2 separate regions of the Homo sapiens genome follow, and region 1 is linked to region 2. A link is an interaction called in ENCODE POLR2A ChIA-PET data of the cell type or tissue named here. Cell type or tissue: endothelial cell of umbilical vein. All regions are shown on one strand. Links, peaks and the distances in the headings refer to the core of each region. The heading gives the core; the rest is flanking DNA.

Region 1 (4,405 bases), core at 327-4,326, 330 kb after region 2:
TTACCAAATAAGCTTCATAAAACTGTTTATTTTATTGTTTTGGTCAAATGCCTGAAATTTTTTTGTTAAAATGGGCCATTTTCTGATTTGCCTGAAGCCCTGTGACAATTTGGGAAAAGTTGACGAGGCTAATAATCAACTATCAGCAGGAGGAAGAAGAACTCAAAATAGCAAAATTCCTAAGGGAAGCAGGACAGACAGAGTCTAGAACTTCCTTCCACTCTGAGAATCCTAGCACACCTCAGAAAAAAAGGTATATTGGAAACACTGGAGAAGGAGATATAAACAACAGTAACCAACATAAATTCACCAGGTAAGGTTTCAGTATCTACTAGGGAAGGTGGTTAAAAGCATATGCTGGGAGTCACATTGCCTGGCTATGCTGTTTACTAATAATACCTTGGGCAAGTTACTTAACCTCTCTAAGCCTCAGGTTCCTCATCTATAAAATGAATAAAACAACAGTACTTACCTCATTAATATTATTGTGAGGATTAATCGATATGTCTTCAGTGCCTAGAACATGCTTAGAACATATTAAATGTGCAACACAGGTATCTATTGGTAGAAATTTGACCCCACAATTCTACCTCTAGGAATTTGTCCTACAAAAATAATCAGGCAAGTATGTAAAGATGTATGAATAATATGACTCATTAAAGCATCATTTGTAAAGAAAAAAACTGGGAACATCTTCAGTGTCTAACACAAGGAATTAATTAATTATGGTTTGTTTATTAGATGGAAAACAATGTAGATATTAAAATGATGCTACGAGTTTATATTTACTGACTTGGAAGGATATTTGGTGTAGGCATGTATGAAAAAGCAAGTTACAGACAATATTATAATATGATCCCCTTTTCATTAAAAAAAGAAAAAATGTATATATTGGAAAATACATATTGTTCTACATTTGCTGCATTTTGTTTATATAATTTAAAAAGATGGCAGGGCAATGTGGCTCACATCTGTAATCTCAACACTTTGGGAGTCCAAGGCAGGAGGATCACTTGAGCCCAGGAGTTCAAGACCAGCCTGGGCAACATAGGAAACTCCATTGCTACAAAAAAATTAAAAATTAGTCTAGGCATGGTGGTGTGTACCTGTGGTCCCAGCTATTTGAGAGACTGGGACAGAAGGATCCCTTAAGCTCAAGAGGTCAAGGCTACATTGAGCCATGCTGGTGCCACTGTACTCCAGCATGGGCCACAGAGTAAGACCCTGTCTCAAAAAAAAAGAAAAAGAAAAGAGAAAAAGGAAGAAAAGGAACCATCTACTGTTAAGTGATAATCAAAAGGTCATTTTAATGCCTCAAGTTTTTAAAAACAAATTAATACTTTCCAAATACACAAAGATTCCATAGGATATACTTGAGTCTTAATAGCTACACAAGGAGAAACAGAAGCACTAGGGCTCAAGCAATAAAAAAATCACAATATACTTTATTTAATCAGACAGAATTCAAGTAATCTTTTTTCACATGGTTTAATGCCTTTAGGGGCAAGAGAGATAAATAGCACTAAATTTTTAAGGCCACTAGTTAACAGGGCAATAAAGACCCCTCAGTCAGCTCATAAATTCCACTGGGAAAAAAATGGCAATTATAATTATATAAACAGAGTTATACAAAGAAATTTATTTGAATTGTTTGAAAGACAGAACAGGAATAAATAGTAGCTTTTCATAAAAACTTCAGAATATGCAGAGTTATTAAAAAAACCTAACACAGGTACTTGTGAAAACTAGGATTAAGTGAAAGCATCTGTGTTAACACTTAACAGCAAATCAAATGACAGTTTATGATTATTACCTCTATACTAAAATAACCTCTGTCCACATAATCGCCAAGAAAAAGGTATCGTGTATTAGCAGGTGATCCTCCTACTTCAAAAAGTTTCATCAGATCAAAAAATTGGCCATGGATGTCACCACACACTGAAACAAGAAGATTATTAGATAAGGGAAAAAAATCTCTAAAACAACAAATTTTACTTAAGTTAAAACGTATTTTACATAAGACATAGTACAAATGCTATCAAGAAATGTCTGAGAAGGAAGTAGTCTATGAACAGTCATGATTAGGATGATGTGTAACCAAGTGTTCATGTGCTCAAGATCTAGAAAAAGATGTAACAGAAATAACGAAATTTGTGGTCAGTGACAAACTGAAATCTACATTTATAAAGATCGTCTCTAGGACTCCAAGGATGTGTTTTAAGTTTCAAGATGACAAAATTACAATGGTGGCAGTTAAAATATCCATTCTAACTCAATACTTTCTGTTGCTCTCTAAATGGTCACTTTTGGTATCTGATATGACATCAAGGTATTTGACCCTAACAATTGAAAGCAAAGTAAGTATTGATCAAATTGAAGTATGGTCAACACAATTGATGAAACCTTCACAAAAGCATATTAGACTAACTTCTACACTCAGATTATTTAGAATCATGTCTATTCACTGAAAACAGGCAATCATTTTTAAGTATGGAAAATAATTTGAAATTCAAGATAATGTCCAAGTAATATTGATTTAGCATACAGTATCATTGAAAACAGTAAGTTGTAAATCCAGGCAACTAAATAATGACATAATAAAAATAATACCCAAAACATGAATAAGCTTACCTGTGATTGGAGCTTCTACTTCTATCATGGTTTTCTCTCTCCGAAGGATGGCAGCACCCTCATTGATAATTCTAAGCGCAATTTCTTCATCTACTCGACCTTCTTTCACCAAGTGGTTCTTCAGAACATCAACCCTGGGTATCCCATCCAAATCAAATACTTCTTCAGATGTCAAGCGATGTGTTGGGGGGAAAGGGACAGCTGCAAATGTTTTTAATTAATAAAAGATAAGTCACCAAAAATACATTAACTTAAAAACTAATAATTGGATCTAGATAAGACTAAAAACTGTAAAGCAGGGATTTTTCTTTCTTCTTCATTTATTGGGTAGAAGTGTTTTTCTAAATAGTAAGCAAATTATACCACTTTTAAAGCTATTTATACTAACATGTTCTTTGTTGAGAATTATTAGAGAAATGAGTTGTCTCACAAAATTAAGTTCTTTCAGGATAACCAAAACTTTTTTGTTTAAGCCAAAACATTTTTAGGCAGAACTCTCAAAATATTGTATTATAGTATTAGATATTCTTTACCTTAAATGAAGTACAATAAATATAATTTAATGCTGGGAGTAGTGAAGCATGTCTGTAATCACGACTACTTCGTAGGCTGGGGCAGGAGGATCACTTGAGGCCAGAAATTGGAGACCAGCCTGGGCAACACAGCGAGACACCATCTCAAAAAAAACCCCACAACACTTTAATACCAAATAAGCCTAACTAGAAAGAAAACCCAAATACAAGGTGATTTACCATGTTCCTTTCTAATAAGAACATAAAAACAATGTTTTCTGACCAACTTGACTATACACTTTTAGAGATATAGACCAAACACCAGATGTTTACTTCTGAAATGCAAATTAATTTAGGAGGCTTAAAATAATAAATCATAATTTCAAAATACTGATTTTTCTCCTACCTTACTTAACGTTTCACAAAACACCTTCATTCAAAATCTTTATGCATATATTCGAAACCAGTGCATTCCTTATCATTGAAGTCACTTTCTGAGTCACCTAACACACATTCTGAAAGCAAATCATACTCATTTCCACCTAAACTGTTTGAGATACAGCACTTTTTGCATATGTGTAAAATGTTACCACTGCAAATTTATCCCTGTAATTTTTTTTTTTTTTTTTTTTTTGAGATGGAGTCTTGTTCTGTCGCCCAGGCTGGAATGCAGTGGCGTGAACTCGGCTCACTGCAACCTTCGCCTCCCGGGTTCAAGGGATTCTCCTGCCTCAGCCTCCCGAGTAGCTGGGATTACAGGCATCCGCCATCATGCCCAGCTTATTTTTGTATTTTTAGTAGAGACCGGGTTTCACCATGTTGGCCAGGCTGGTGTCGAACTCCTGACCTCAGGTGATCTGCCCGCCTTGGCTTCCCAAAGTTCTGGGATTACACGCATGAGCCACTGCACCTGGCCTATCCCTACAAATTTAACCAAAAGTTCCCATTTCATCATAGTTAAGTAGTTGGTTTTTTCACTCCGCAGTACATATTTATGATTTCTGTAAGAAATCACCAACTGTACTGTTTTTAAGTGATATTTGTTGAGTGGAATGGAAAACATGAACATCTATTTCAATGGCATCTAAGCACAATTTTGAGGTCATATACCTAGGAAAAATTACTATATAGTAAGTTTTTCTTATTCCTTTTTTACTGAATCCAACAAGTAAATCTTTATGCATTCAAAATCAGCTTGGACTGAAGCAGTTTCAGGCTCTTTACTGAATAGTACTTTGTTTTTCAAAATAAAGAAAGTGAGA
Region 2 (4,405 bases), core at 208-4,207:
CAGCACTTTGGGAGGCTGAGGAGGGCAGATCACAGGTCAGGAGATCGAGACCATCCTGGCCAACATGGTGAAACCCTGTCTGTGCTAAAATACGAAAAGATTAGCCAGGTATGATGGCACGCGCCTGTAGTCCCAGCTACTCAGGAGGCTGAGGCAGGGGCATCGCTTGAACCCGGGAGGTGGAGGCTGCGGTGAGCTGAGATCGTGCCACTACACTCCAGCCTGGTGACAGAGAGAGACTCCATCTCAAAAAAAAAAAAAAAAAAAAAAATTGTAGAGAAAGCTAATGTTTCCTTTGATGACCACTGCCACCCATCCCAATCCATTGTCTTGCTCCCCAGAGGTGACTGCTTTCTCAAGTATACTTCGGCACTTTTCTCTCTCTCTGTATGTATATATATTTCTGTTTCTATTTCTTGTATTTGCTGTCTGTCCTTTTGCTGGAATGTTATTCCCCTAAATAACTGAATGTCTCACTCCTTCACTTCATTCAGGTCTCTTTTCAAAGAAAACTTCCTTAGAAAGGCCTTCCTTGACTAATCTATCTAGAAGAGCAGTCTCTACCCCTCTACCCCACACACTGCTTTTTCTTCATAGCACTTACCACCCCCTAATATTACATAATGGCTTGCGGTCTTTCTCCTACATTAGCATGTAAGCTCTATAAGGACAAGGACACTTTGGGTTCATTTATTATATCCCCAGTACCTGGAATAGGGCCTGGCACATAGGAGGCATTCAATAAATATTTGTTGAATAAATGAATATATATGTATCTATAAATAATGTATTGTTTTGTTTTGAGACGGAGTCTTGCTCTGTCACCTAGGCTGGAGTGCAGTGGTGCGATGTCGGCTCACTGCAACCTCCACCTCCAGGGTTCATGCGATTCTCCTGCCTCAGCCTCCCGAGCAGCTGGGATTACAGGGGCGTGCCAACACGCCCAGCTAATTTTTGAATTTTTAGTAGAGACAGGGTTTCCCATATTGGCCAGGCTGGTCTTGAACTCCTGACCTCGTGATCCACCCGCCTTGGCCTCCCAAAATGCTGGCATTACAGGTGTGAGCCACTGCGCCCAGCCTGTATAGTATTTTGTATATTTAAAATTTTTATATGTGTAACATCCACACGGTATATATTTTATTCTTTTTCATTTTCATTTTTAATTTTTGTGGGTACATAGTAGGTGTATATATTTATAGGGTATATGAGATGTTTTGATACAGGCATGTAATGTGAAATAAGTACATCATGGAGAATGGGGTATCCATCCTCTCAAGCATTTATCCTTCGAGTTACAAACAATCCAATTACACTCTATGTTAAATGTATAATTAAGTTATCATTGACTATAGTCACCCTGTTGTACTATCAAATAGTAGGTCTTACTCATTCGTTCTATTTTTTTTTTTTTTTGGTACCCATTACTGTACGTATTTATAACTTGCTTTTTTTTTTTTTTTCACTGCATTATGTTTTTGAAATCTATTCATTTAGATCAGTGGTTCCCATTTAGATCAGTGGTTCCCAACCAGGGACGATTTTGCCGCCCAGGTACCTCTGGCAATGTCTGGAGACATTTTTGGTTGTCATGATTGGGGGATGAGGGAGAAGTGCTATTGATATTTACTGGATAGAGGCCAGGGATGCTGTTAAATGTCCTATGAAGTGCAAGCCAGTCCCTCACAATAAATTATCAGATCCAAAATGTCAGTAGCACTGAGGTTGAAAAATCCTAAATCAGATATATGTAAATATAGTTCATCTCTGGTTAACTACTAGATAGCAGGCTATCATATAAGTACACTGCAATTCATTTATCCATTATTGATGGATACTTTGGTTGCTTATAATTTTTCACTATTACAATCTCTGATAAATTAGGGGAAAGTCTATGATATTATACGTAGGAGCTAAAAACAATTCTAAACTGAGAGACAGAGAGCAGAATAATGGCTGGCTGGGTGCAGTGGCTCACACTTGTAATCCCAGAACTTTGAGAAGCCAAGGTAGGGGGATCTCTTAAACCCAGGAGGTCAAGATTGCAATGAGCTATGACTGTACCACTGCACTCCAGTCTAGGCAACAGAGTGAGACTCTATCTCAAATAATAATAATAATAAAAGTAGAATGATGGTTACCAGAGGCTGGGAAGGGTAGCAGAGAGCGGGGGGAAAAGAGGGGATAGTTAATGGTTACAAAAATTAGTTAAATAGAAGGAATAAGAGCTAGTGTTTGCTGCTCTGCCTATGGAGTAGCCATTCTTTATTCCTTTACTTTCTTAATAAACATACTTTCACTTTACTCTATGGACTTGCCCAAAATTCTTTCTTGCATGAGATCCAAGACCCCTCTCTTGGGGTCTGGATCTGGAATGCTTTTTAGTAACATCTTCCTGGCAAATCCCAAAAAATATTTTTTAAAAAATTAAAAAGAGCTAGTGTTTGGTAGCACAACAGGGTGACTACAGTTAATAATAATTTATTATATAGTTCCAAATACCTTAAAAAAATGGAATAACTAAAAATATTCCCAACACAAAGAAATGATAAATGCTTGAGGTGATGGAAAGCTTAATTACCCTGATTTGATCATTATACATTGTATGCCACATGGACATTATACATGTAATCACATGTACCCCATAAATATGTACAACTAGTATGTATCCACAATAATTAAAAATAAAAAATTAATGGCTGGGTGCATTGGCTCACGCCTGTAATCTCAGCACTTTGGGAGGCCAAGGTGGGTGGATCACCTGAGGTCAGGAGTTTGAGACCAGTCTGGCCAACATGGTGAAACCCCATCTCTACTAAAAATACAAAAATTAGCCAGACCTGGTGGTGCATGCCTATAGTCCTAGCTACTTGGGAGGCTGAGGCAGAAGAATCACTTGAACCCGGGAGGCAGAGCACTGCACTCCAGCCTGGGTGACTAAGCGAGTCTCTGTCTAAAATAAATAAATAAATAATAATAACAATAAATGAAAAAAAGTGAAAATGAAAGGTAAATCTAAAATAAAAGTCTACGATATTAATTCAGCTATTTTAAAAAAACCACAAACTTTGGGAATTCAACAACAGGTCTGGAGGGAGATGGAAGTTTGGTTTTAAACTGTTTAAAAATTATCCTGGTGTGCAGAATGGGAGCCTCTCCTGCAACATAAATTAAAATGTTGGACATTTAAGCTACTTGTAATTTTTTCCCCAACAGTAAAAAATAGTTGAGTAAATTATGGGGGTACATCCATTTGCTGAAATATTGTGCAGCTTTTTTTTTTTTTTTTTTTTGAGATGGAGTCTCGCTCTGTCCCCAGGTGCAATCTCAGCTCACGGCAACCTCCGCCTCCTGAGTTCAAGCGATTCTCCTGCCTCAGCCTCCCTAGTAGCTGGGACTACAGGCACGCACCATCATGCCCAGCTAATTTTTGTATTTTTAGTAGATACGGGGTTTCACCATGTTGACCAGGATGGTCTTGATCTTTTGACCTCGTGATCCGCCTGCCTCGGCCTCCCAAAGTGCTGGGATTACAGGCGTGAGCCACCGCGCCTGGCCATATTGTGCAGCTTTTAAAAATTATGTTTATAAAGACTTCATAATGCCATGGAAAATGTGATATCATGATGAGTAAAATTACATAGAGGAGGATGCAAAATTTCTTTCGTTGTTTTTTTTTTCTTTTTTGAGGCAGAGTCTCACTCTGTCATCCAGGCTGGAGTGCAGTGGTGTGATCGCTTGAGCCCAGGAGGCGGAGGTTGCCAGCCTGGGTGACAGAGTGAGACTCCGTCTCAAAAAAATAAATAAATAAGAATAATAAATAATAAATAAAAAATAAAAAGAACTACCTAAATACCAATCTTTGTAGTAGGAGTCTTAACAATAACTCACCTTTCTGGCCAGTCTACTGAGAGCTGGAAGTAATTCTCTGCCATTTCTAGCCTTTCCCGGTACTGAGCAGAACCTTCTATCAGTCCCTTAAAAAAAAAAAAAGGTCTATCAGAACATTACTCACAAGTTGTCATGAAAAAAATGTGTTCACCAGCAACTTTCAGGGAGGCAGCAAATAATCTACTACTCAGGAATCACGTGCCCCAAGTCCTAGGCCCTGTTTTATCATTAATGGGCCTGTTTGAGCTCCAGTTTCTTCAAATGAGGGGACGCGGCTAGATGTAGTGATTCCTAATCTTTTCCACCATTAAGGGCCTATTTCCAGTTTGGAAAGTTTTCCACCATTTTCTTTTACTTAATTACTTATTAAGATATAATTGGCTGGGTGCGATGGCTCACGCCTATAATCCCAACACTTTGGGAGGATGAGATGGGCAGACTGCTTGAGCTCAGGAGTTCAGGACCAGCCTGGGCAACATGGTGAGACCCTGCCTCTATGAAAAAAAAAATTAAA

Evidence for each region. ChIA-PET counts read pairs that join two places held together with the same protein. Peaks named below come from ENCODE experiments on the same cell type or tissue, not always from the same donor. Only the 100,000 strongest peaks of a DNase experiment are listed, where the experiment ranks them.
Region 1: POLR2A ChIA-PET joins it to region 2 with 6 read pairs; 2 of 35 experiments call an interaction of 5 or more read pairs at or near these places.

What each region holds. Positions count from the first base shown.
Region 1 is chr10:73,476,686-73,481,090 of GRCh38, forward strand. PPP3CB (protein phosphatase 3 catalytic subunit beta) reads right to left here. Exons shown (of 14, transcript NM_021132.4): 2 at 2,632-2,832; 3 at 1,814-1,938. Among named protein-coding and RNA genes, the nearest start is that of PPP3CB-AS1, 17 kb to the right of the region's middle. RefSeq lists silencers at 1,972-2,172, 3,532-3,732. In endothelial cell of umbilical vein, for the core only: no CTCF peak of the experiment used is centred there; no DNase peak of the experiment used is centred there; H3K27ac peaks cover 215 bases.
Region 2 is chr10:73,142,385-73,146,789 of GRCh38, forward strand. It overlaps ECD (ecdysoneless cell cycle regulator), which reads right to left. Exons shown (of 14, transcript NM_007265.3): 9 at 3,892-3,977. Among named protein-coding and RNA genes, the nearest start is that of SNORA11F, 18 kb to the left of the region's middle. In endothelial cell of umbilical vein, for the core only: no CTCF peak of the experiment used is centred there; no DNase peak of the experiment used is centred there.